Linked DNA regions of Mus musculus: region 2 is linked to region 1. A link is a loop called in an ENCODE intact Hi-C map of the cell type or tissue named here. Cell type or tissue: heart. All regions are shown on one strand. Each heading gives the region's core, and the rest is flanking DNA. Links, peaks and the distances in the headings are about the cores only.

What was found. Hi-C counts contacts between places; a loop is a spot of excess contacts. Peaks named below come from ENCODE experiments on the same cell type or tissue, not always from the same donor. Only the 100,000 strongest peaks of a DNase experiment are listed, where the experiment ranks them.
Region 2: it touches region 1 in a loop (1.9-fold over the local background); 2 of 42 quality-filtered maps call a loop at or near these places.

Annotation. Positions count from the first base shown.
Region 1 is chr10:27,531,876-27,539,875 of GRCm38, reverse strand. All of the region lies in intron 1 of Lama2 (laminin, alpha 2), which reads left to right. Among named protein-coding and RNA genes, the nearest start is that of Lama2, 81 kb to the left of the region's middle. In heart, for the core only: no CTCF peak of the experiment used is centred there; no DNase peak of the experiment used is centred there.
Region 2 is chr10:27,613,501-27,630,580 of GRCm38, reverse strand. Lama2 (laminin, alpha 2) reads left to right here and starts at 13,639. Exons shown (of 65, transcript NM_008481.2): 1 at 13,639-13,884. The coding sequence starts at 13,785. In heart, for the core only: no CTCF peak of the experiment used is centred there; DNase peaks (open chromatin) are centred at 13,310 and 13,700; H3K4me3 peaks cover 1,564 bases; H3K27ac peaks cover 816 bases.

The DNA of each region.
Region 1 (8,000 bases), core at 1-8,000:
ATACAGAGAAATTTACAAGAAACATCAACTCCTTTTAAAGGATTTTGCCTACAATGCCAACATTGGAGAGATCAAGGCAGGACTGCCACAGCTTTGAGGCCAGCCTGGTCTACCTTCCCTTTCCAGCTTACAGTAAGAATAGAAAGAAATGATAATTTTGAATAATAGATCTTTAAATCTGTGGAATTTCACCTTGACTTTGGCCTGTCTCTGAAATGCAGAACTCCTGATTTTCTTCTCTTCTCTTCTCTTTTCTTTTCTTCTTAGAAATTGATCACGAATTATAAAATGTGCTGGTTTTTCAAATGTTTGCTTTTTATGTTAATTTAGAAAATAAACCCCTTTTCAAGTTCTTGACTTTTGGCACTAAATAACTTTTAGGAAATGCATTTATTTCTATAATTTATCATTTCTGTGAATAATTTATTGAAGTCTCTTCTGCCATTATTGGTTAGTACATAGACCCTTTAACTAAAAATAAAATGGTATATATGGACAAAGACAAGAAACAAAAAAAAATAATAATTTCAACTTCCAAGATTTCCCTGAGCCCGGCGTTAGCATGCCGACTCTTCCTAGGAAAGGCATTGTGCCTGTAGCTGAATAGTTTGAAAAAAATCCTTATTATTTTGATAAATGATTCTATTGTCTTCTCAATGCTAAATATTCATAAAAAGTATCTGTTCATTCATGTAATCCTTTTTAAAGTGATGTAGGTTAACAAAAAAGTAGGTCAGTGTGATGAGAAATGAGCTTTTTCTTTATCAAATGGTTAATTTTGTACTCTTTACAAGAGCAAAGATCAGCCCGGGAAATAAGGTACTTGTAATAATGAAAATCCTCCACACAGAAAAATGGTCTTTTTGTTTTTAATCTAAAAGTGATTAATTAAACTTCATTGTGCACACATTGCATAAAAACATTTCAAGAAGACAATTCTTCCTCGTTATGCAACCAGTGAAGGTCCAGATTTCATAGAGTGACTTACGCTGGACGAAAAAGTGTTCTCAAGTCAGGTGTAACTTGCTAGAGATTCTTGCTTCAGATTCTTGTGAATACAGACTAGAAACATGTCTGCAATAAACTGGTGCCATGCGTTCTCACTGCTGTGACGCCTTAGGCATAGGCTCCAGCAGAGATGACAGACACCCACAGCACACAACAACCATGCAGATAAATTATGTACACCCAGTACTCAGGGATCAAACAGAGTCAAGATTCCATTATTTCCAAAGTCATGGAAAATTAGTCATTCATTAAAAGAGAGAAGATACAATATATTTTAGAAAAAAATAACACAATTATTTTATAACCAGGCAGCAAAGAAAGAAAATTTCAATAATTTCATCAAATATTTATTTAATAAGATATTTGTGTGCCCAACACTCTAAGATTGTCTCTGTATGCATTGTACCAGCAGCACACATAGCATGGCCAGCTCAAAATATACTCCTGGCCACCTTAATGATAGATGTGATGTTCCCCTTATATTGTGCTCAGGATTTGACCAGAATGTATGCCAAATAATACTTGATGAGTAACTTTGCCAAACACTTAAAGACGATTCTTGAATGATTTTTCTTGAGAAATATGAACATCCCAGATCCGGGTACTAGTAACAATTCCACCCAAATCTAGCTTAGTGAGTCAGTGAATTTACTTAGGTTTCTTAGAGGAATGTGGTTGATGACAAGGCAGCTGCATCACCTAGAACTCATCCCAGCTTGGATGATAACTAACAAAAGACATTTCTCTTTGAGTACCCTGAGTTTCAGGAAGCTTGTGTATCATTGAACAAGAATTTCAGGAGTCTGTTGAGTTTCATGGATTTCCTGAGACTTGGAGGGTTGTGGTATCTCTTGAGACTTGAAGACCCTTTGCTCCAGCAGGAACTGTTTCAACTATCAGGATATACCTAAGTAATACTGCCACCACTGAAAGTGTAAAGAAAGATCTGTAAATCAAGGGTCTAAGCCTTGGATGAGCTTCAGGAGGAAGGAAATAAGGGAGAGCAGTGTTTAGAACAAGTATCCCCAGGAGAGATTCCTTTTTTCCCCCAGGGAAGCACAGGCTCAACTGTTCAGTGGATGAAGAGAATGTGAGATGTAACTTAATATTTTGGGTCATTCCCAATTTACTAGCTCTCTAAAGATCATGGAAGTCCTAGCACTAGGCATATGTGTATATATATATATATATATATATATATATATATATATATATATATGAAAACAAGTACCCATTTGTTGAGCGAATGATTTTGAACTCCTACTCTGTCCTACACAATGAGAAAACCAGGAAGGGACACATTTATATTCTTAGGGTTTACTCATTTTAGAGGGTCTCATGACCAAGGGAAAAGAAAATCACATGACAGCTCATAACTCTCTGTAACTCTAGTTCCAGGATGTCCCATGCTCTCTTCTGGCCTCTGAGTGTGCACACATGGTGCATAGGCTTACATGCAGGCAGAACACTTATACATATCAAGATAAAACTAAAAAAAGAATATGATTACTCAGCAGGAAAAGCAGAGTTAAATATATTAATGTAAATTAGGAATTTATCTCTCAGGAGGAAAATTTAAGTTTACCTGTTTATGTGTAGCTTTAAGAAATAACTATAAATTTCTAACACTCATATTTTAAAAGCAATCAATTTTAACCCTCATACAAACTGAGATAATATTCTTACACTATGTAGTGTCATAGTCATGAGTGTTATGATTAATTTGATATCAATCAATCTATGAAGGAATTCAAACTTAAAATGATTTTAGGCAAGCGTCTGTGTCCTGGAGTCTCATGCTTTCCTGACTAAGCCACCTGGGGACAAGAACCTATGGTTAAAAAGCATCTTCTGGGTATATGCCCAGGAGTGGTATTGCTGGATCTTTTGGTAGAACTGTCCAATTTTCTGAGGAACCACCAAACTGAATACCAGAGTGATTGTACCAGCATGCAGTCCCACCAGCAACGGAGAAGTGTTTCTCTTTCTCCACATCCTCTCCAAAATCTGCTGTCACCTGAGTTTTTAATCTTAGCCATTCTGACTGGTGTAAGGTGAAATCTCCGGGTTGTTTTGATGTGCATTTCCCTGATGATTAAGGATATTGAACATATTTTTAGGTGCTTCTCAGCCATTCAGTATTCCTCAGTTGAGAATTCTTTGTTTAGCTCTGTACCCTGTTTTTTAATAGGGTTATTTGGTTTTCTGGAACTTCTTGAGTTCTTTATATATATTGGATATTAGCCCCCTATCAGATTTAGGGTTGGTAAAGATCCTTTCCCAATCTGTTGGTTTCCTTTTGGTCGTATTGACAATGTCCTTTGCCTTGCAGAAGCGTTGCAATTTCATGAGACCCCATTTGTCAATTCTCGATCTTATAGCACAAGCCATTGCTGTTCTGTTCAGGAATCTTTCCCCTGTGCCCATATCTTCAAGGCTCTTCCCCACTTTCTTCTCTATAAGCTTCAGTGTCTCTGTTCTTATGTGGAGTTCTTTGATCAACTTAGACTTGAGTTTTGTGCAAGGAGATAAAGATGGATCAATTTGCATTCTTCTACATGCTGACTGCCAGTTGAGCTAGCACCATTTGTGAAGATGCTGTCTTCTTTCCACTGGATGGTTTTAGTTCCTTTGTCAAAGATCAAGTGACCAGAGTTGTGTGGGTAATAAGGACACATGCTCCACTATGTTCATAGCAGTCTTATTTATAATAACCAGATGCTGGAAAGAAACCAGATGACCTTTAACAGAGGAATAGATACAGAAAATGTGGTACATTTACACAATGGAGTACTATACAGCTATTAAAAACAATGAATTTATGAAATTCTTAGACAAATGGATGAATCTGGAGGATATCATCCTAAGTGAGGTAACCCAATCACAAAAGAACACACATGATATGCACTCATTGAGAGGTGGATATTAGCCCTGAAGCTCAGAATCCTTCTTAGAAGGGGGAACAAAATACCAATAGAAGGAGTTACAGAGACAAACTTTGGAGCAGAGACTGAAGGAATGACTACCCAGAGACTGCCCCACTTGGGGATCCATCCCATAAACAACCACCAAACCCAGACACTATGGCAGATGCTAACAAGAGCTTGCAGAGGGGAACCTGATATAGCTGTTTCCTGAGGGGCTCTGCTAGTGCCTGACAAATACAGAAGTGGATGCTCACAATCATCCATTGGATGGAGCACAAGGTCCCCAATAAAGAAGCTAGAGAAAGTACCTAAGGAGCAGAAGGGGTTTGAAGCCCCATAGGAAGAACATCAATATGAACTAACCAGTACCCCCAGAGCTTCTTGGAACTAAATCACCAATCAAAAACTAAACAAAACAAAAAACAAAACAAAACATAACATAGTGGAACTTGTGGCTCTAGCTGTGTATGTAGCCGAGGATGGCCTAGTCAGTCATCAGTGGGAGGCGAGGCCCTTGGTCATGTGAAGGTTCTATTCCCCAGTGTAGGGGAATTCTAAGACCAGGAATGGGAGCAGAAGGGTTGGGGAGAAGGGCTATGGGGAGGGGATAGGGGATTTTTGGAGGAAAACCAGAAAAGGGAAAGGGGAATACATTTGAAACGTAAATAAAGAAAATATCTTTTTTTAAAAAAGGTGAATGAAAAATACTAGTCCAAATTCAAAGTACAACACCATATGTTAAAATGTGAAGAGACTTTAATCACTTTTTTATTTTAAATCATTTAATCATTTAATTATCTTTAATCATTTTCTCTGTAGAATGTTGCCAGGTAATGGTGTCTGAAAGTTTTCTCTAGGTCCTGTGAAGGTTCTATGCCCCAGTATAGGGGAATGCCAGGATTGGGAATGGGAGTGGGTGGCCTGGGGAGCAGGGGAAGGTGGGGGGGGTGCAGATAGGGTTTTTTTTTTTTCAGAGACGAAACTTGGAAAGTGGATAACATTTGAAATGTAAATAAAAAAATATCTAATAAAAAATTTCCAACATCTCGTGAGTGCAGGTAGTAAAGATGACTTATCTGGGTCTATATAACTAAAAGTGAGTAAATTCAGAAGTTTAATAGATTTAAGAATAACTTCATTTAATATATATATTACGTATGTTAATATATATATTCCTTAATCACTTTTTCTTTAAAACATATTCCTGTATAATCACAAATACATTTCTGTTACAAATGGAAGACCGTCAATTGTTGGAAATACTTTTCAATCCTATTGTGACTTGCTTATTTTTAGTGTGTAGGCACTTCTTCCTAAAGGCTTTTATGATTTGGCTTTTCATGATCATTGCTAAATCAATCACTGCCCCCTTGGAATCTTTACATTAGGTTGTAATGTGGGATGGGGATAACATACAACTATGAGAATTAAAAACAAGATATATCACTGGTAAGAAGTAGTAGCCTTCTTTTGCACATCTTACAGAACCAAGCTTATTTAGAATATAGCTGGTTTTATTAGCGGTGATGTGGCAAAAAGAGCCAAAGCCATTCTTTTTTTTGTAGCTGGCATGTGAATCCCTTCTTTCCTTCTCTGTGTCAGTCTGCCATTTGTATCAGAAGGATTTGTCCCCATAGTTTGATAGCCAAGAGGAATCAGCTTGTCTTTATCTCCTCCTGTGTCAAATACCACAGAGACAGTGAGTGCAGACTGAAATTTTAAAAAAGACTTTAACAAATATACAAATAAAAAAATGACCCAAACTAAAATTTGCACAGTGAACATACTTTAAAAACATTTTGTTAATCACATTCACAAACACAATACTTATTTTGGTCTTTAAAAATGAATCCACACTGTTTGAAGCAAGCAATGATTAGTGGCTTTAATGTTCTTAGTGTCATCATAGGTAGAAATGGAGTAAAAAAATTACATTTAACGAAGTCCATTATGTAACTATTGGTAAAGATAAGAAATGAGCATTTTCAAAGGAAAACACGTAAATTGCTGTCATGGAAGACATGGGCACATAAGCAATGTGTGAATGTTGAGGAGACTTTGAATAGCTGAGAACTGAATAATCAAAGAGAGGCATGGTAATGTAGGTGGGGATTCTACTTTAATCATTTTGGGATTGAATAGGGCAGAGGTTAGCAAGAAGACAATGTTACAGGCAGAGGGTCTAAAAGCAGAGTCTGCAGCAAGCATTTAGGATAAGTGCTTAGTAGAGACTGAGCAGAGGGAGCGGATGGGAGAACGTGGGACTTGATATGACTTTGGTGGGAGCCCAGCCCCATCTGCCATATTCAGAGTGTGGATCTGGAGATCCTTGCCTCACAATAGCAGGACTGAGGAATTTTATAGTTCATTAGTTAGCTACTGGCTGTAACTAAAGGGTGAGATGAAGGAAGATCTGTGCAAGATTATTCAGTAGGTGATTCAAGGTAAGGATTCTGTCTCTCACAGGCCAGGCTCTGCAATGACTCAGAGATAAACCATTGGCAGCCAACTCTTGCTGATGGTCAGAAATAGAAACTCTGGCCTGGAGAAGGACTCTGGAGGAGGCATTAATCATGTCCACAGAGGAAACGTGGGATAGGTCCACTGAAGGCTGTATGTGCTAGTCGTCCATCTCAATGGAAATACTAATTGCAGATTGATTATGACCTCCAATTGGATTTATTTCTTCAACCAATGGGAAACTTTGCTCATTAACAACACTGGATTTTGAGTAAGAAAGAACTGCTCTTAACTATGACTTTGTGATCTGTTTCACAAGTAGGGTTGTCATGTTTGTTACTAGAATGTACTGATCCTCCAATACGAATGTGTCATAGGGAGATTATAACAATCGACTCTGCTAGTGTCTGAGTGTGAAATGCATAAAGTTGGAGAATTTAACACTGCTCATGATGAACAGTCACTTTTCTTTGGGTGGTATATGTTAGTTTACTCCAAATAAGCAAAGCTTTTATGATCTCTGTGAGACATTCAGTGGCATTGGTGAGTTCTGGGGATCACCGACTTTGGATGTAAGGTCTAGGAGGGAGCCACCTTGGCATTTGCATGTGTATGTTCTTGGCATGAATGCCTCCTCACAATTTGTTTCTTTACATCTCCATGCTTGCTTCATCATGGATAAGAAACTACTCAATTAGAAATAATGAACCATTAGAAAGGACAGATTATAAGAATCTTAGAGGCCCAGAAAATATATGACAAGGAAAAGTTATTTTATTGAAGTGATTTTGGTAACACCTTAAAGATAATTCCTATTGGTCTTTGTATCTTATAAAATGCTTTCACACTCTTCTTTGAGAACATACCAACATCCTCTTAGCTATGTGCTATTGTTTCTATTTGTCTAAATATTCTTTCAACATTGAAATAGAAAAATTTAACAGAATACCAAATGAGTTTGTTGAAAATACATAAAAATTACAAGTTAATCATCATATCTCAAATATAAAACAATTTACTAGCAAGTTATTATATTGAAATGAGAAAGAGAAAAGGCTTTCCAACATTGGTGACTCCACAGTGTTACCCTAGTAGCTGAAGCCATTGCTACAAGAAGTGGTGCTGAATCAAAGCCATGTAGCATACTTGACGTTTTACTAGTTTGGCACCAGTGCTAATGAGCTGAAAACACAAGATCTCCCTGCAGAGTGGAACTCTGATTTCTTTATAGTGTGGTACTCCTGCCTCTGAGTTTGGCTCAAAGACACAGCTACATGCAAAAGAGGATACTGATAATAACAGAATTTGACACGCCTTAAATTTTTTCTTCTGCCAGGATCACATTATAATACTCAAAAGGAATGAGGACAGGATGTTACTTAAAACAAAACATACAAGCAATAAACCAGAAACATTATTAAAACTGCACTTCTGCTTTAGGCATTACTTTGCTCAAAATAGCTTTAGAAACTTTATTAGTATGATGCAAAGATAGTTCTCCAGTTAAAAAGACACAATGCTCATGCTAAGGACCTATGTTCAGTATCCATGATTGCATGGCTCAAAAATGCCTATAACTCCAGCTTCAGGAGATCTAACGGGTAT
Region 2 (17,080 bases), core at 9,081-17,080, 82 kb before region 1:
GTAAATCAACTCGTGTAGGCATGGAGGAATCAAACCTAAAAGAATATTTTTTTTGTTGCTTATTTTTAATCCAGAAAAGGAAATTGGGCTAAAGGCCTATTCTTTCCTTCTCCCTGGACAGTTCCTGTTTGAAAAGCGTCTCTGGGAGTCCAGAAGGGGCACCAATTGAAAGTCTTATACTAGCTAATGCTTATGTTTCAGTTACATGCAATATTGCTAGAGGTGGCAGAGGACTCAGGCCAGTGATATGATATTGCCTTTTTGAGACTACTGAAGTCTCAAAACATAGTGAGAGTGACATACAAAAGTGATAGACGTCACATTTCCCCATTTGATAAGGCCAGGCACATAGCAAGATGAGTTGGACTTAGTGAGAACTCAGTATTTTCATTTGTGGGACTTGGGGGGACCTTCCAAGCCTCATCACAAACAGCTGAGTAAAAGTCTTATCTAAAGCCCTGAAGTGCTGATCGTAGCTATGCCAGGTTGTTCATTCCTCTAGGGAAAATGGAAAATGATCAAAGAAAAAGTTAAGCCTGGCTTGCTTGTGTACTCCTTTAATCTCAGCTCTTGGCAGGCTCTGACAGGAGTTGGAGGACAGCTAGTGCTATAAAAGAAGACCCTGTGTCAAAACCAGAAAACAAAACAAGAATAAACAAAAGCCCCAGACCGCACACAATAGCCCCACCAACAAAATGAGAGTAAAAATAAGGTCAATTTGACCTTTTATTCTCTGGCCATTTCTAAATCTCTGTCATTAAGAGTGTTTGGGGTGTTCTGACTGGGGTATTTAAACTTTGTGAGGGTAATTTGTTCATTCACTTAAAATTAGGAGATACTATCAGGTTTTTTGTGAATAAATCATCTGATGTAAATGTACTTGCACTGCAGTGTTATAAGGTTATAAGGACTTTCATATTCTTTCTGTATTCTTTTCTTAGAACTCCTTCTTCCACACAGATCAAGGATATGTTTTGATATTATAATTATATTATATTCTGTCCCACAACAGAAGAATGGATACAGAAAATGTGGTTCATGTACACAATGGAATACTACTAAGCTATTAAGAACGAGGACATCCTGAGTTTTGTAGGCAAATGGATGGAACTAGAAAATATCATCCTGCGTGAGGTAACTCAGACCCAAAAGGACATGCATGGTATGTACTCACTAATAAGTGGATATTAGCCAAAAAACAAACAAAACAAAACAAAACATATAGAATACCCAAGATACCATAGAACTAAAAAAACTCAACAAGCTGAAGTGCCCAAATGAGGACACCTCAGTCTTACTTGGGAAAGAGAAGAAAGCAATCACAAGTGGGGAGAGAGAGGAGGACCTGGGAGGGAAAGTGAATGGGGTGGGGGAGGAGTAGGGGTTGAGTGGGGAAACTGATCAGGTCTTGGATAAGGGAAAAGGACTGAAGTCCAGAGGGCCAGCAGAAAGATTGTAAACAGGCAACCTCAGGAAACAGGAGGTTGGGGACTCCCCCCCCCCCCAGAATGGGAGGTGAGAGACTCCCAGGACTCAAAGGGAGGGACCTTTTTGAAAGGTGGGACAGTAGGGACAGGGAACTTATAGAGCCCACCTCCAGCAGGAAGACAGGACATCAAGTAAGGGATAGGGTTGCCACATCTCTGACTCATAATTGTTCCTGTCTTAAAGAATTACAGGGATGGAAATGGAGAGGAGCCTGAGAAAAAGAAGGCCCAGCAACAGGTTCAAAATGGGATCCAGCTCAAAGAAAGGTCCCAAGGCCTAACTCTATTACTGAGGCTATGGAGTACTCACAAAAAGGGATCTATCATGACTGCCCTCTGAAAGACCCAACTTGCAGCTGAAAGAGTCAGATGCAGATATTTGCACCCAACCAATGGACAGAAGCAGCTGACCCCTGTTGTTAAATTAGGGAAGGCTGAAAGAAACTCAGGAGAGGGGCAATCCTGTAGGAGGGCCAGCAGTCTCAATTAATCTGGACCCTTGATATATCTCAAACACTGAACCACCAAACAGAGAGCATACACCAGCTGATATGAGGCCCCCAACACACATACAGAGGAGGACTTCTGGGTCTGTGTTCATCCAGAGATGATGCACCTAACCCTCAAGAGACTGGAGGCCCCAAGGAGTTTAGAGGACAGGTAGGGTGGGGGTGGGGGCATTCACATGGAGATGGGGTGGGGTGGGGTGGAGAGGAGGTGTGGGACATGGAGCAGTCAGAAAGTGTATGGGGGGGCAGGGAATAGAATATGGTGTGCAAAAAATAAATTAAAAATAAAATAAAAAAATTTTAAAAATACATCATTTCTCCTCCTTTACCTTCTTAATAAATCTACCTTGATACTTCTCCTTGCTCTCTTTTACTTTCATGCTCCTTGCCTCATTTATTGTTATTACATGCATAAACACACACACACTACTCCTAAACACATTAATACGACCTGTATAATAATATAATAAGTCTGTATAATGTTACTTGCGTGTATGTTTTCTGGGATGATCATTTGCTATCGGATAACGAACCGGTGTGTTTTTCCCTGGGTAAGACCGTTTCTATGAGTCTCAGCCTCCCTTAGTTGCTGGGGCTCTTTGTGTAGGGCTGTGGTCTTATGAGCTTCTCCCATCCACATTAGCATTGTCTATTGGTGTCATCCCTGTTCACATTATGTTTAGGACGTCATGAGAATTTGTGTTGTATCTTCTAACCTTTCTAGGAGACACAAGCTCACAGAAAACTGTTCCTTACAGTATTTCTGTCCCCTGTTTTTGCATTGATCACTGAGCTCTAGGTGCAGGAGTTTTGCTGTACATATATCAGTTGGAACTGGGCTCAAGAACTCTGTATTGATATGGTTTTGTGAAACAGTCTCTATCTATTGCAAAGATAAGCTTTTTAAATGAGTGTCAAGGACTACACTTATTTGTGGACATAAGGACAAATATTTAGAGTGTAGCTAGGATTATTCTGGCTCAATAAGATGTTGGTTGGTTGTAGATTCTTTAAAATCCATGCTTTCACTAGCATTGGGTATTTGGCTAGGTTTCCAGTACCAGACTTGATTTTCCTCTTGTTAAATGGGTCTTAAGTTCAATTAGAAAGCTGTTGGTTACTGCCCAGGTATGTGTGCTATTACTTCACTCTCAGGGTTATCTTTCTATGCTGGTCATTGTGATAAGAAGCAACTTAGCTGGTTGGGGATGTTGTTTGGGGGAGCCTATAGGGTATCTTCCAGTACAATGAAAGCTAGTTATTATGGCTGGGGTATTCAGGTTATTGCCAGCTCAGGGACCTCTGGGTCTTATTTCCAAAATACATGGTGTCTTCAGCAATAGGGATTTTCCTTCTGCCTCTTGTGGTAAACCAAGAGCAATATCAATATCCTAAAATGTTTTGGGAATCTCTTGGATAACCCTGACCAAAAAGTCAAGAGAGCTTCTCATGTCCATTTTTTTTTATATAATTTTCAAGAGTATGTTCATGTTTTCATTTTACTTATACATTTTGAATCTTACTAATGAAGACTATCTCTTTCTATATCTAGTTTTCTTTATTTTAAGTTTTGGGTATTTTCTGGGAAATTTTAGATTTTAATTTAGAAGATATTTTAAATTTTCTGACATAAATACATGAATGTTGTTTTAAAGGTCTTAAATTTCACAGAACTATGTTTCATTGACTAAATTTCATTGGGAACATTTCCATTCCCATATGTAAATATAATTAGGTTATAAATAATTAGGTATATGTAAATATAATTATGTAGTTCTCCTTTTAAATGTAAAACCACACGGTGTTTAGTAAATTGTAAAGAAAATAGAATATTTTTATAAAATCCACATGTTTATAAATATCCTTTTTATGATGGCTTAGCATCCTATGGAAAGAACAGATTATAATTTATTGAATAATTTCCTACTGACACATCCTATTCTCTTGGTTCTCTACTATTGTTTACACTACTGCAATCATCATCCTCATATCCACAGAACATTTTTGCACATTTTTACAAATATAGGCTTTCTTCTTTATTGTTTACACTCCTGCAATCGTCATCCTTATACCCACAGAACATTTTTGCACATTTTTACAAATATAGGCTTTCTTCTTCATTGTTTACACTCCTGCAATCGTCATCCTTATACCCACAGAACATTTTTGCACATTTTTACAAATATAGGCTTTATTCTTTGAACTCTTAAAAAATAGGAGTCATGTTCTTCAAAATAGCTTAATTACAATGAAAGAAAATAAAATATAACAACAAAACATTGCCAAACCTGAGAGCCTTAGAAATCAAAAACACAGAATCAGAAACTGGTACTCAAGATAATGTGTGCTATGCAGGCTAGAGAACTCAGTGCTGGAGGCCATCACAGCAGATGTTAAAAAATGGATGAAATCACTAAGGGGAAGTGCTGATAAGAGCAGAGCTGATGAAGGTGAAAACTGGGCTGCTGGATCACAATTGTGAGCTGGGAGAATGCCATGGTGGGCACAGGAAACAGTAAGAATTGCTGTAAGATGAGACCTAATAAGGCTGAGGGAGAGCAATCACAGAAGAAGTCGGGTGCAGGCACTGATTCTCTTCCTTTTGATTGACACATAATATCTGCATATATTTATGAGGTATTATGTGAAGTTTTGATGCATGTATGCATTGAGTATGCACTGATTCTTAATGGAATTCTACTTCTGTGTGAGCTAGGTTGTGAGCTTTTCTGCTCACTGAAGGTTATTATCTGCTCATCCCGTCTCTGCTGTTTTCCTGGAGTAGAGGGGTGCTGAACCTCTGCAAGTACTTTGTGATGTTTGACAGCCATGACCTATTTATTAATCAAATGTGGACAATTCACATCAGATAAATATGAGCTGGGATGGAACAGACTATGTTGATGAAACAAATGATTCTATAAGTAGAATAATTGTAGGCTCTATGTGCTTTAAATATTGCATGTATGAATCAGATTTACATGTAGAATCTTTACAAGTGTTCTCCCAAACGGAATTTATGTACAGGTTTTGAGAATATCATTCTACATTTTTTACCTGTAGCAATGTGGTTAACTCTTCAATATTTGATCAATTTATTTTATTCATTATAGTGAAGATGAACACTTCATTACTATTTTCATTAATATTTCAGCAGAAGAAAAAATATGTATCTTTGATCTTATGATCCACCTGTTAATCTTTGCTTTTTCTTTAGTTGTTATGATCTGACCCATTCAATTAGGTTTTTTTTTTTCTAACAAACCAAACTGATTTTCCCCTCCTTTGGCTGCCATTGAGTGTCTGTAATTCTTTATCTATCTAGAGGGATGGTCTTATGAAATGTTCTTCCATCCATGTCAGTATGTCAGTTGACACAGCTTTTGCAGGTCTTGTGCAAGTAAACATTTGGTTCAGCATTTAGGAAAGCAACACCCTGACTGATCCAGAAGAAATAATCATATAATAGTTGTCTCAATTCTCAGGCTCTTGCAACAATTCTACATTTTTTTTTTTCCTGCAATGTTCCTTGAGCCTTAGTTGTAGCGGTTGTATTGTAAATTTTCCATATGGGGCTAGACATGGTGCAGTCATTTATTCTCTGCATTTTGAAGGGTTTTGGTCTCTACTAGTTCCTTCTGCCACAAAAAAGGAGCAACTTTGATATGTGAGATCTGTGTTTATTGTTGGGTACAATTATAAATATTTGGAAGGCAACTAGAAACTACATTACATTAGTAATATGATAGTAGTATCTTTTCTCTGGGACCTATGTAGTTATGAGTTCTTGGCTAGGCTTACACTATCAGGCAAGAGCTCCCTCCAATTAAGCTAGATTTAGGTGTAATTAGACAGCTATTGGTTGCCTACAAGATATAAACACTGTGATTGTTCTATTAGGGATGTCTCGTCAATCCCATCATTGTTTCAGTTCATAGGATTTATAAGTCTATAGGAGTATTTATTACTTGTCTTCCTTGGCAGCTTGGATAACACTTCCTGACACAATGAGAGCAAACTTTCTAGGAGGAGGCTTCCAGCTTAGTACCAATATGATTTCTTTAAGTCCTATACCAAAGTGTACAGTGTCTCCAGCAATAGAGACTTGCCGTCAAGTTCTGGCAGGAAATTAAAAGTAATGGTAATGTCCTATATTGTTTAGGGGTTTTTGTGGACTTCCCTTGACCAACAACTCTGGTATTTTGCCTGGCACTTGAAGTTTTGCTAGGTAGTCTATGGACCCTTGGGTGAGCTTTATTACACATGTAGGGTAACTGTATTTGCAATATATATAAAACATGTGTATCTTAAGTCATTTTATAGAATAGGTTTCTCTAGGGCTTTTAAAAATATCCTTAGTGTTATTTATTTCACTTCCTCCTCTTTCCTGATACATTATCCTTTTCCCCTTCCCCCAAGTTACATTCCTCCATTTTCCCCTTTCCTCATTAATAGCACCTGCATCCTGCTACTTCTGTAGGGCTCCTTCTCCCATCTTTCAGTGGTCCCTTCTGCATTCCCATAGTTCGTCCAGGTTATACCTCAAACCTACAGATTTGGATCTGGAATCCACAAATGAGAGAGCTACATGAGCTCATAGAGACTGAATCAGCAAACATGGGCCTGCATGGGTCTGCACCAGATTCTCTGTGAATATATGGCTCTTCTCTTGGTATTAATGTGGGACTCCTAACAATGGCAACACATGTGTCTCTGATTCCTTTGCTTTCTCTTTGGTCTCCTTTCTTCCTTTTCGGTTGCTCTGCCAGTCTCATTGTATCTTGTTTAGTCATGTTTGGTTGTTGTCTCTTGGAGTCCTGTTCTTTGGGAAACAGTAGAGAGTAGATATGGAGGAAAGAGAAGAGGAGAAAAGATGAAAGGAGTGGAGGGAGGGAAAACTGTGGTTGGTATGTATTGTGTAAGAGATGTGTTTTTAGTAATAATAATTTAAAGCTGTAGGAAGGCAATGACTGTGATATGGTCACTTACAGTTCAAATAGGGTCTGTCCTTAGCTACTGTTAATTTTCCCTTTACCCTCTGTCTCTTATTACTGTATCCCCTCCTTTATCTATACTCTAGTCTTCAAATTCCAATCATCACCCATCCATGCTCATGCCTTGTTCTATTCCTATACTAGCCCTAGGACAGCTTGTTTCATTCCCTCAAGGCTAGAGGCAGGTTGAAGTTATGGCTATAACTTGCTCTCACTTGCTGCTTTGTGTATCTGGTGCCAGGGACTGATTCTAGGGCTTCCTACATGCTAGATAAGCACTGAATGACAGAGCTTGCTGCTTTGGTGACTTTTGATTGATGGGCCCACTCTGTGTCTGTTCCTAGTTCCTCTTTAAAGCATGATTGCAATCTCTGTCTCACTCTTTGCTTTGACGTTCCTGTGTTACCACTGAGTTTTAAATCATAGGCTTAATTTTGGGTTTTTCTGAGGACCTGGACCTATGCAAACTGAAGAGTGGGACCTGTTTTCTAATTGATGATTTTAGACTACAGGTGAACTGGAGTCAGTTCATTTATTTTGTTCTTCTTGTTCCATGTAGAGGGAGAGTAGTTTGTGTCATTTTTCTGAAGACATGTTGGGTGGTCACACAATCAGTTTGGCATGAATCTATCTATCATTTCAATAATGTTTTCCTTTATTTCTTCTATCCCATGCCCTGTCTTATATCACCGTTCCAACATTCCAGATATTCTGTGATTTCACATCCTAATAAAATGCTATCACATATGTGTGATATGTGGTTTTTTTTTTTTTTTGTTTTTTTGTTTTTTTGTTTTTTTTTCCCCTAGGGATTATTTTCTATGGTACCAGAAGTACAAGGTTTTTTTTTTTTTTTTGTTTTGTTTTGTTTTTTTTTTTAAATGTTACATTTTAATGATATCTTATTCTAGCTACCTACTTCCCAACCTCGCCTCACAGTTACTACAGTGAATTTTTATGCATTTGCCTTAGTTCATCTATAACGTTTAAAATATGTTATATTATATATGTGAAATATTGAGTTGACATTTCCACAATTGCTCAGCCAGTTGCTTAAACCTTTACAGTTGGTATTTTTCCTTATTTATATTAATTCATGCTGCAAATGAGCATCTGTTAAATTATTTTGCTTTTAGGTGTGTTATGTTTTCTAATTATTCCCTCCATGCCTATTATTTTACTTTATAGAAAAATCTTTTCCCTTGCCTTGTGCTCTATTCACGAAACGACTATGAGATTCTTTCATCAGAACTAAAAATAACCATGCAGAGACCTCCAGCGTCAAGTACCTCAGCATATTGAGCTCACACCTGGCAGTCAGCCTGTGTTTGCTATCACAGATATTCTCACTGCCAGACAGCCAGTTGCTCCAGGCAGAAACTTTAGAAGGATCCTGAAATCCTCATGTCCGGTTGATTCACAAGACTTGTGAATTCACTGTCCTGAAGATCTCCAAACTATTCTCTCCTCTTGACTGGCTCTGAATTCACAGAAATCCTGTCCGCTGTCAGATCTCAGCTTAAATGTCACCTCCTCAGAGAGCATTTCCTGACACACTATTCAGGAAGCATCCTTTTATATTTACCGCTAAGCTTCTTCCCTTTCCTTTATAGCCACTGAAACCATTTCCCACGTTTCACTAACGCACTGTCTGTTTTTCCACTTGCATGTAAGTTCTGCAATAGCTGGGCTTTATCCAATGTGTCTGATAACTACTGTGCCAGCTCCTAACTCATTACAGTCACTTGGTAGTAAAAATGAATGAATGACTGAATAAAAGCATCACGTGCTGCTCTGACTATTAGGTCCATTGGCTTCTGTTTCCCCTCCTTGTTGCCTAACAAACACTGGTGGCACAGATACACCACTTATCAAGCACAGAGATCTAACCATGGTACTTCCCAGATTACAAACCATTCCCTCCTCAATGCAAAGCAGACATCAGTTTCCTTAGCACACAAAAAGCAGCAGAACTACTTTGAATCCACTTTAGGTTTTTGAGTAGAAACAAATATACCATACTTACTATGCAAAAAATCTTAGAATTGATATTGGGTCTTAAGTTCACAAAGAACATAGCAAAAACAAAAATCTCCCCTGATAATAGAGTTTCAGGGTAAAGAGGAAAGATTTATAAGTTCTTCATCTATAGCAATGGTTCTCAACCTGGTGGTTGTAACTCATTTTGGGGTTGCATATCAGATATCCTGCATATCATGTATTTACATTATGATTCATAACAGTAGCAGAATTACAGTTATCAAGTACCAATAAAGTAAATGTATGGTTGGGGGGTCACCACAACATGAAGTACTCTTTTAGAGTGTCACAGGATTAAGGTGGTTGAGAACCACTGATATAAAGTATATTTATTACCTCAACTTTTTGTTAAGTGTATAAAACTATTATTTACATTTTTTCAAGGACATCTTTTATATTTTGTTTGTATTAATATTTTTGTGACTTTTATAAGATTTCTAGTTAAATATTATCCTTTTCTGGGCACACCAATAGAAATTGTACAGAAGAGAATGGTATTTAGTGAATACAGTGTAGGGTTTGATTTCATTCCTGCTGTGCTCTCTCCTACATATCATGCATCAGAAATGCATGTTGACCTTCCAAAGACAAGGCCAACGTCTCCATTCACACAGCATGTCATCTACATGTGCAGTTTGGACACTTCGACAGTGGCTGATGAAATGCAAAGCTGATTGATTACGTTTATTTATTTCAGTTTAAATAAAGTTATAACTGTGGATGCTGCATTGCAAAGTTCAAATGCCAATACCTGAATAACCCGGCAGAAAATGCAACACTCAATTAACTATTGACTATAAGAGACAAGGGTGGACTATGGGAAGTCTGGCAACCAAAGAAGAATGGCATAATAGTGGACTTTAGCAACAAAGACATTTCCAGAGGTGTTCTCAGGTTTCATTGTGATAGAGTATCATCTCACCCAAGGGTGATAGGACACTTTGTGCACATGTGCATGTGTGTATGTGTGTATATAACAATTTTACATTTTTAAAGTTTGGCGGGTATAGAGATTACAATATAGTATCATATTGAACACAAAAATACCACACATTTGTAGATCTAAATCAGAAACATAAAGGGACAAATTGTGATCACTTTGAGTTTATATACACACTATTTGATTTAATAGGAATAATATGTCAATGTAACCCACAGTGTAGACCATTGGGAAAAGTTGTGTTAACATAGATTGCAGTGACAACTTTGGAATTGTGATTTCTTTAAAAAATGCAGCAATATAAGAATGTGGTTTCATTCTAATCCCAGGTGTGGAGACATGGTGCTGCTTTGAATTGTCAGAAACAGCTGAATATGGTTTGCCTTGTGCTCTAGCAGAAGTGTGATTTTGACAGCTGTGGACAGTTTCTATGATTGTGTGACATTAGGAATTCTGGGAACTTTTTAGAAGGTACATAAAAGCTAGAGGCAGACGAGGTGTGCTTGGTGGTTGCTAGTTATTCAGGTGGGCTGGTTGCAGTTTGTTAGTAGTCATGTTCAAAGAAGAAACAAAAGCCAAGAAAGTAGATTCAGAGATCTCCCACTGTCCCTCTCCCTGTGCCTCCCCCTCTCTCCCTCCCACTCTCTCCTCCCTCCCCCTCTCTCCCTCTTCCTCTGTTCTTCTTTCTCTCATATCTAGTGTTAGGGACTGAAACCAGGGCCATAAAGGGTGAGAAAAAGAAGAACCCACAAAGTAGCAAAGACTGACTATAATAGATGCGGGGAAGATTTTTTTGATATTGCTGGTCTTCATTTATTTCTATTTTAATGTCAAATTTTAATATTCTTGTCACAGAAGTCTCATCCAGGAAGAAAACATTACGTTGCGGTGAGTTCCTGTTGAAAACTTAGAGCCATTATCATATGATGGGTGTTAATAGAATGGCTGGCTACTTCACATTCTGATCAGAAACAAGGTAGATGTGTCAGTTCCCAACCCTTGAATTTAACTTGGGATCATTGCCAGACCCACAGGGCCAGAAAATATATAAAAGATACAGATCAAAGGAGCAGTAGTAAATTGCTTAACATTTTGTATAGCATAATTCTCTAAATAAGGATTCAATGAATGTTGACCAAATTAGTTGCATTAGTATCAGTATAGATATTTGAAAACTAAATATTAGAATTCCATTAAACCATGAAACATTTAAATTTTTGAAAGTATATTCGAGACGTGTGTTGAAATCTTTAAAGCATGTCTTAGGATGTTTAAAAATGTAAATTTACGTGGGGGATGGAAGTTGCTGAATTGCTTAGATGTCAACTTTCCTCCATTTAATTTATAGACTCAATTGCTGTCAAAGTTTCTATTACCTCTCTGATATAAGTAGAAATTGATGAGTTAGTGCTGTGGAGTTCATAGAATCAAACATACTCTTGTGATCTAATGCAAATACCTGTGCATAGGTATTTATAACAACTATTAGTACTTATTCAGGCTTGGAAGTAGTAAGGAGGCTTTAAAAACTCAGTGATTGTCTAAGCTTCGTGGGTCAAAAGATGAAAAGGAAGATGAAGTGGCAAATTAGGGAGTAATTTTAAGGTAGTGAGATGATCCAGCATGACATACTTATCCAAATCCAGATTCATCTGAGGCAACAGCTTAATATGTGCTGTGCAGACAGGGTGATGATTGTGACAGCACAGAGTCCCCACTTGTAACAAGTGCACCTTGATGAAGGAGCTGGGAACAGAGGACACACACACGCACATACACAGACACACCACACACACATACACACAGACACACATGCACACATATACACACACAGACACACATAAACACACAAATATACAACACACACACACACACTCCTTTTAATTTATGCTCTATTGATCTCAATCTAAAACAGTTCTGAAGCAATAACGTAAAAGTGTTCACCTTTATTAATGAAAACATTTTCTCTAAACAGCTGCAGTAAAATTCAAAAGCTCTAGAATAGTTAAGAATTTTGTTTTTTAAACTAGTACAGGGTTCTAAGACTGTAATAGACAAACTGTGACAGAGATAAATATATATATGTATATATCCCACAGGATGAACTCATTTTGGGAAGAACAAAAGAGGTGAAAGTCATAATATGAAGAAATGATACTATTTGTATCAAATGTTGCCTCTATATGTGTGTGAGAGAGAGAGAGAGAGAGAGAGAGAGAGAGAGCAGCAGAGCCCTCATCTAAGTCTCTTTTTCAGACAGCACACATAGATGTACAGAAGCCATAGATCTAAAGTAGGAGCTTAGACATGCCTTTAGGAGGGTTCCCGATGACAAGTGGATGTTAGCTCTGGATTCTCACCAGCTCTTTACGAGAGTTACTGTCTATTACTACGAAATGAAAATATTGTAGCTTCTATGTGGCATCTTAAAGATGGATACATCTTAACTATAAATTAAAAAGAAAACTAAGCCATCCATATAACAACCATATGCACTGCAGTATGGAAATAGATGTATAAATGGCTTAGTAGTCCAATACTGTACAGAATTTCACTCAGTGTAAGGGTCTGAAATATTATATACATTTTGGTGAACTGGAAACTCACAAAGCATTATCTCAGTTGGCTTAATTGGTGCATCCTGTAAAATTAGTAAATACATTTTTTTTTTTTTGCAAACAAACTGTCGGATTTCAGTTTTAAAGCTTTTTTTTTTTTCCCTTAAAAATATTTAGATGAGTTGTCCAAGGCTTTAATCCCAGCACTTGACAGACAGGGGCAGGTGCATCTCTGAATCTGAGACCATAGTGAGATCCTATTTCAAACTGACTACACACACACACACACACACACACACACACACACACACACACGCACGGGCACACATGCGGTGGCCCATTCAGAAGTTCAAGATGGAATACTTTATGGTGTAGGCTTGCTCTTTCCTTGAGTGCATCCTGATGCCAGGGTACACTAATACAAAGGGTATCCTGGGTGCCACCTAAAACCTGTGAAGTTGTTTTTCCAGGCCCTACTGAGAACCAGTGGCCTTTTCAATAACAACCTGTTATGGAGTGGCCATGGGAAGCCCTGTGACAGAGGGTAGAACACTGCTTTGTTGAGTTAAAAGGAAGAAGCCACCATGACTGATAAGCAGAAATCTTTACAGACATTCCATTCCCTTTTAATAATGTCCCTTGGTTATAGGGACAGCTTCCAACCAGTGGAGTGATTTCAGAAACATTTCAGTGGAATTGGGACAGCTTTAGTCTATCATCCCCTGCTCCCTGCACAGCTGCCTTCCGGGAAGTTCCTTCCTAATGTGCAAGCCAGCGTGAGGTTCCCCGTGGGCAACTTCAGTTCCCTAGTAGTTAGCACCATGACCTTGGGACAGTCTGGGATCACCTGGACCCAGGGCAGCTGCATATAATTTTGCCAGAACCTTCTGAGGAGTCAAAGTTTCTAGCTTTCTTGGCAATAATGTTTTCCATCTGGAGGGATTTCACAGACCCCAGAGTGCCTTGGTATCAATTACTTCCTTAATGCTAAAGAAGTTTGGATAACTCCTGCTAGAGGCCCTATTCCCTTGACAGAGGAAGCACAGAACACAGGTTCTTCCAACCAAGGACCCTTTAAAGGCCCAGGCCTGGGAAGGGGTGGGGACTGCCCTTTCTCACCCACCCTTGGGCGGTGGCAGGGCAGAGCTGGGGAGCACTGTCTCCTCCTCTTTCCCCTGCAGCTGCTCATTTCAGCTGGGTGGACCCGAGGCTGCAACTCCGTGGGCTCCGGGAGGAGTGGATCTGCTCCGGCCAGGATGCCTGCGGCCACCGCCGGGATCCTCTTGCTCCTGCTCTTGGGGACGCTCGAAGGCTCCCAGACTCAGCGGCGACAGTCCCAAGCGCATCAACAGAGAGGTACAGTCCAGGGCGCCCTTTCCCTGGAGCGCTGCTCCTAACAGGCTTCAGCTAGAGAGAAAGAATTGCTGGTTGGGGACCACTTTCTCGCTTTACTTTAGGGTGTGCTCTTCCAGGCGCAAGGGACTGAACTCCTGCAAATTAAGAGTAAGACCCCCCCGAGAGAGCTGTGCGGGGCACAAGGAACACCAAACTGCTCACTAAATCCTGGAAACTGGTCTACGGAAAACTAGTTCTAAAGTTCCCAAGGCAGACTTTTTTATCTTTTCTTCTTTCCAATTGAGAGAAAAACGTTTCATCAAATTAGATTCCGTTCCTGCAGAGGAAAGCTCTCACTCCCACCCCCACCCCCATCCCTGGCGAGCAGCTGTAGTTGAGCTTAGTAACTTTGAGTTAAGTAATTGTTTTCTTTTAACTTTAAGAATCCTGTTTCCAATTATTTACATAAAATAGTTAAGTATGTGGCTAACACCTCCACTCACATTTGTGAAACCTCCTCTCACTCAAAATAGACTAGACTTCTGTTTATTCTCAGACTCCAGTGGTCACAAACACATCTCAGGGGCTTTGAGGGACAACTGTATTCAATGCAGCTAAATTATTCTTATCAGAGCATTCTATTGTTTTTGTGCATACATTTCTGAAAAGCTTGGGAGTCTTTAAAGAGTTAGCAGAGATTTTTACAAGATGCATGCACAGCACCAAGAAACATAATTTGTAACACATTCTTCCAGCAAGCATTTTCCAAAGATGAAAAACCTGAATCAAAATAAAAAGTATTTCAGAAATATGTTAACTTTGTTTCAACGGGTTTGTCCTCAAAAGTGCAAAATCTAGAAGAAAAAGCTTTAGGAAGTTGGATGAGGCTGTATCTGGTAGAGTAGTTTTTCTTGTTTAAAATTAACTGAAACTATGTTAGTAGTTCTCATGTTTAGTAGTTCTCATGTTTGTTCTTGATTTAGACCAGCCCTTCACACAGGACTGTTTAAGAGGATATAACAGATAGCATAAGCCCCTCACCATAATCTTTGATTATACTTCCTAGAATAAAAATGACTCCCAGTTTCTCCAGATAACCTTCTATTTTTGCAGAGGTGAAATCGGGTCAGTGTGGTGCAAATAATAGAATTACTGAGACTGCTTTGGAGAAATATCCTTGGCTGTTAGTTTGAAAACAAAAAGTGCCACATTTAACGTTTGTCCTTTCTTCTATTGTGATTAACAATAGGTGATTCTTTAATTCTACTGGGTAGCTGGGAGAGATAGGCTAGGTCTTTCTTTGCACTGCTCTCTACTTCCAATAAGGCCAAAGATTGCATTCTAGAGTATAGTCCTGTACTGAGTTACTGAGAATTCTCTTTCATGTGTGTGTTCTTCCCCGTGCTCTTTTTTTTTTTTTTTTACATTTATTTATTTATTTGTAGTGGGGATATACAAATGATGTGGTGAATGTGTGTGGTCAGAGATCAGTTTGGAAAAGTCAGAACTCTTTTCGCCCTCTGAGTTCTAGATATACAAACATGACATTAAGCTTGGGCAAATACCCTTAGTCAAGGAGCCATCTCCTCTCTCCCCTGGGCTCTGTGACTGTCTTTGTTACAGTCATTTGCAGTGTGTTTGAAGAGTGGGTCTAGGATAAGTGATTTAAATTTATTAATAATAAAAAGTATATTTAAAATACATTTATGATGGCTTAAATTAGTGTAGCACCTTATAATTTAATGTTCTTATACAGAAGCCATATACCCTTGGACCAGAAGATCTATTTTCATCTCTGTTGTTATTATTCCCACAGGGCTAACTTAAAACCTAAGGCTTGGAGTACTAGCCAAGGAAGTTCACATAACTGATGAGAATATTGTTTTCAGAAACTAAAAGTATGCCAAGTACAGTTCATGTTCACATTCCCTTTTCTTGGGGCTATGGTCTCTTTCTTTTCCTTTTAGAAGTATGTTTCAACTTTGATATTGCTTATCAGTAATACTCACTGAATGTGGTTTGACAAAAAAAAGGGGTTTTTTGGCTAACATCAATTTCTCTGGTTTTGATTGTGTATACCAGCAGTGCCCTTCATGTCCTAGCACTAACTGTGAAGACTTCTGGTCTTCTCTTATAGACCAGTGTCAATCAACTAAGGATGTTGACATGTCCTGCAACACAGTGGTTCTCAACCTGTAGATTGTGACTCCTTTAGAGAGGTAAACAACCTTTTCACAGGAGTCATCTAAGATCAGTAGAAAACAGATCTTTATATTATCATTCATAACAGTAGCAAAATTATAATTTTGAAGTAGCACCAAAAATAATTTTATGGTTGAGGGTCACTATAACTTGAGGATCTGTATTAGAGGGTCACAGAATCAAGAAGGCTGAGAGCTATTGCTGTAAACAGAATTAGAAACAACAAATTTTATTTATTTGCCTCTCATTTTTTTTCTGGAAAATATTGTATAGTTTCTATAGAATACTGAGTTGTAGTGCAAATATAATTGATTCAATAAGTTTGAATTTATAAAGAATAAGTTTCACTCTCCTATTTATAGCATCTAAATAGAGTGATTGAGTCAAAGTGAATTTACCTTTTAACACAGGAGAAAATAAAATGCTGTATGATATTCATGTGATTAATACCTAGAAGGGAAAATATCATATGATCTGCAATTGAGGGAAAATAGTTTCACAAGAATATTGTATAGTGAGTGAGGTCCATCTGGCAGTATGATAGCTTTCTTCTGCTCTTCTGTCTTGATATGTTGTTTAAGTTAACAGAAAGCCAGTTAGTTTGAAGTTGGTGAATAACAGGTCCAGAAATTTCAGAGGTCTCCACTTTATAGAATCTGTATGAAATTCATTTATTATTCATATCCAGATGCTAAATGATAAATTCTCTTCTGGAAATGTACTATGTCCATTATCTCTACAGGAATGAGGATGAAAATACCCGTGTGAATCACAGAAGTTTCAGTGTAAATATATAGTCTGGAACTGTGGCAGACAAGTCAACTTAGGAGCAGGCAAGGTTAGCTCAGTGGAGTCTCTGACAGACAAATCCACAGGCAGGGAAACAATAGTTAAGGATGTGAAAAGATGTTCACAGGAGGAACAGCCTAAGGAAAGACTTTATTGAAGAAGAAGGAGAAAAAGAAGACGAGGGGGCAGGGAGAGAAGAGGAGGAAGGAGAAGAAAGGATGGAAGG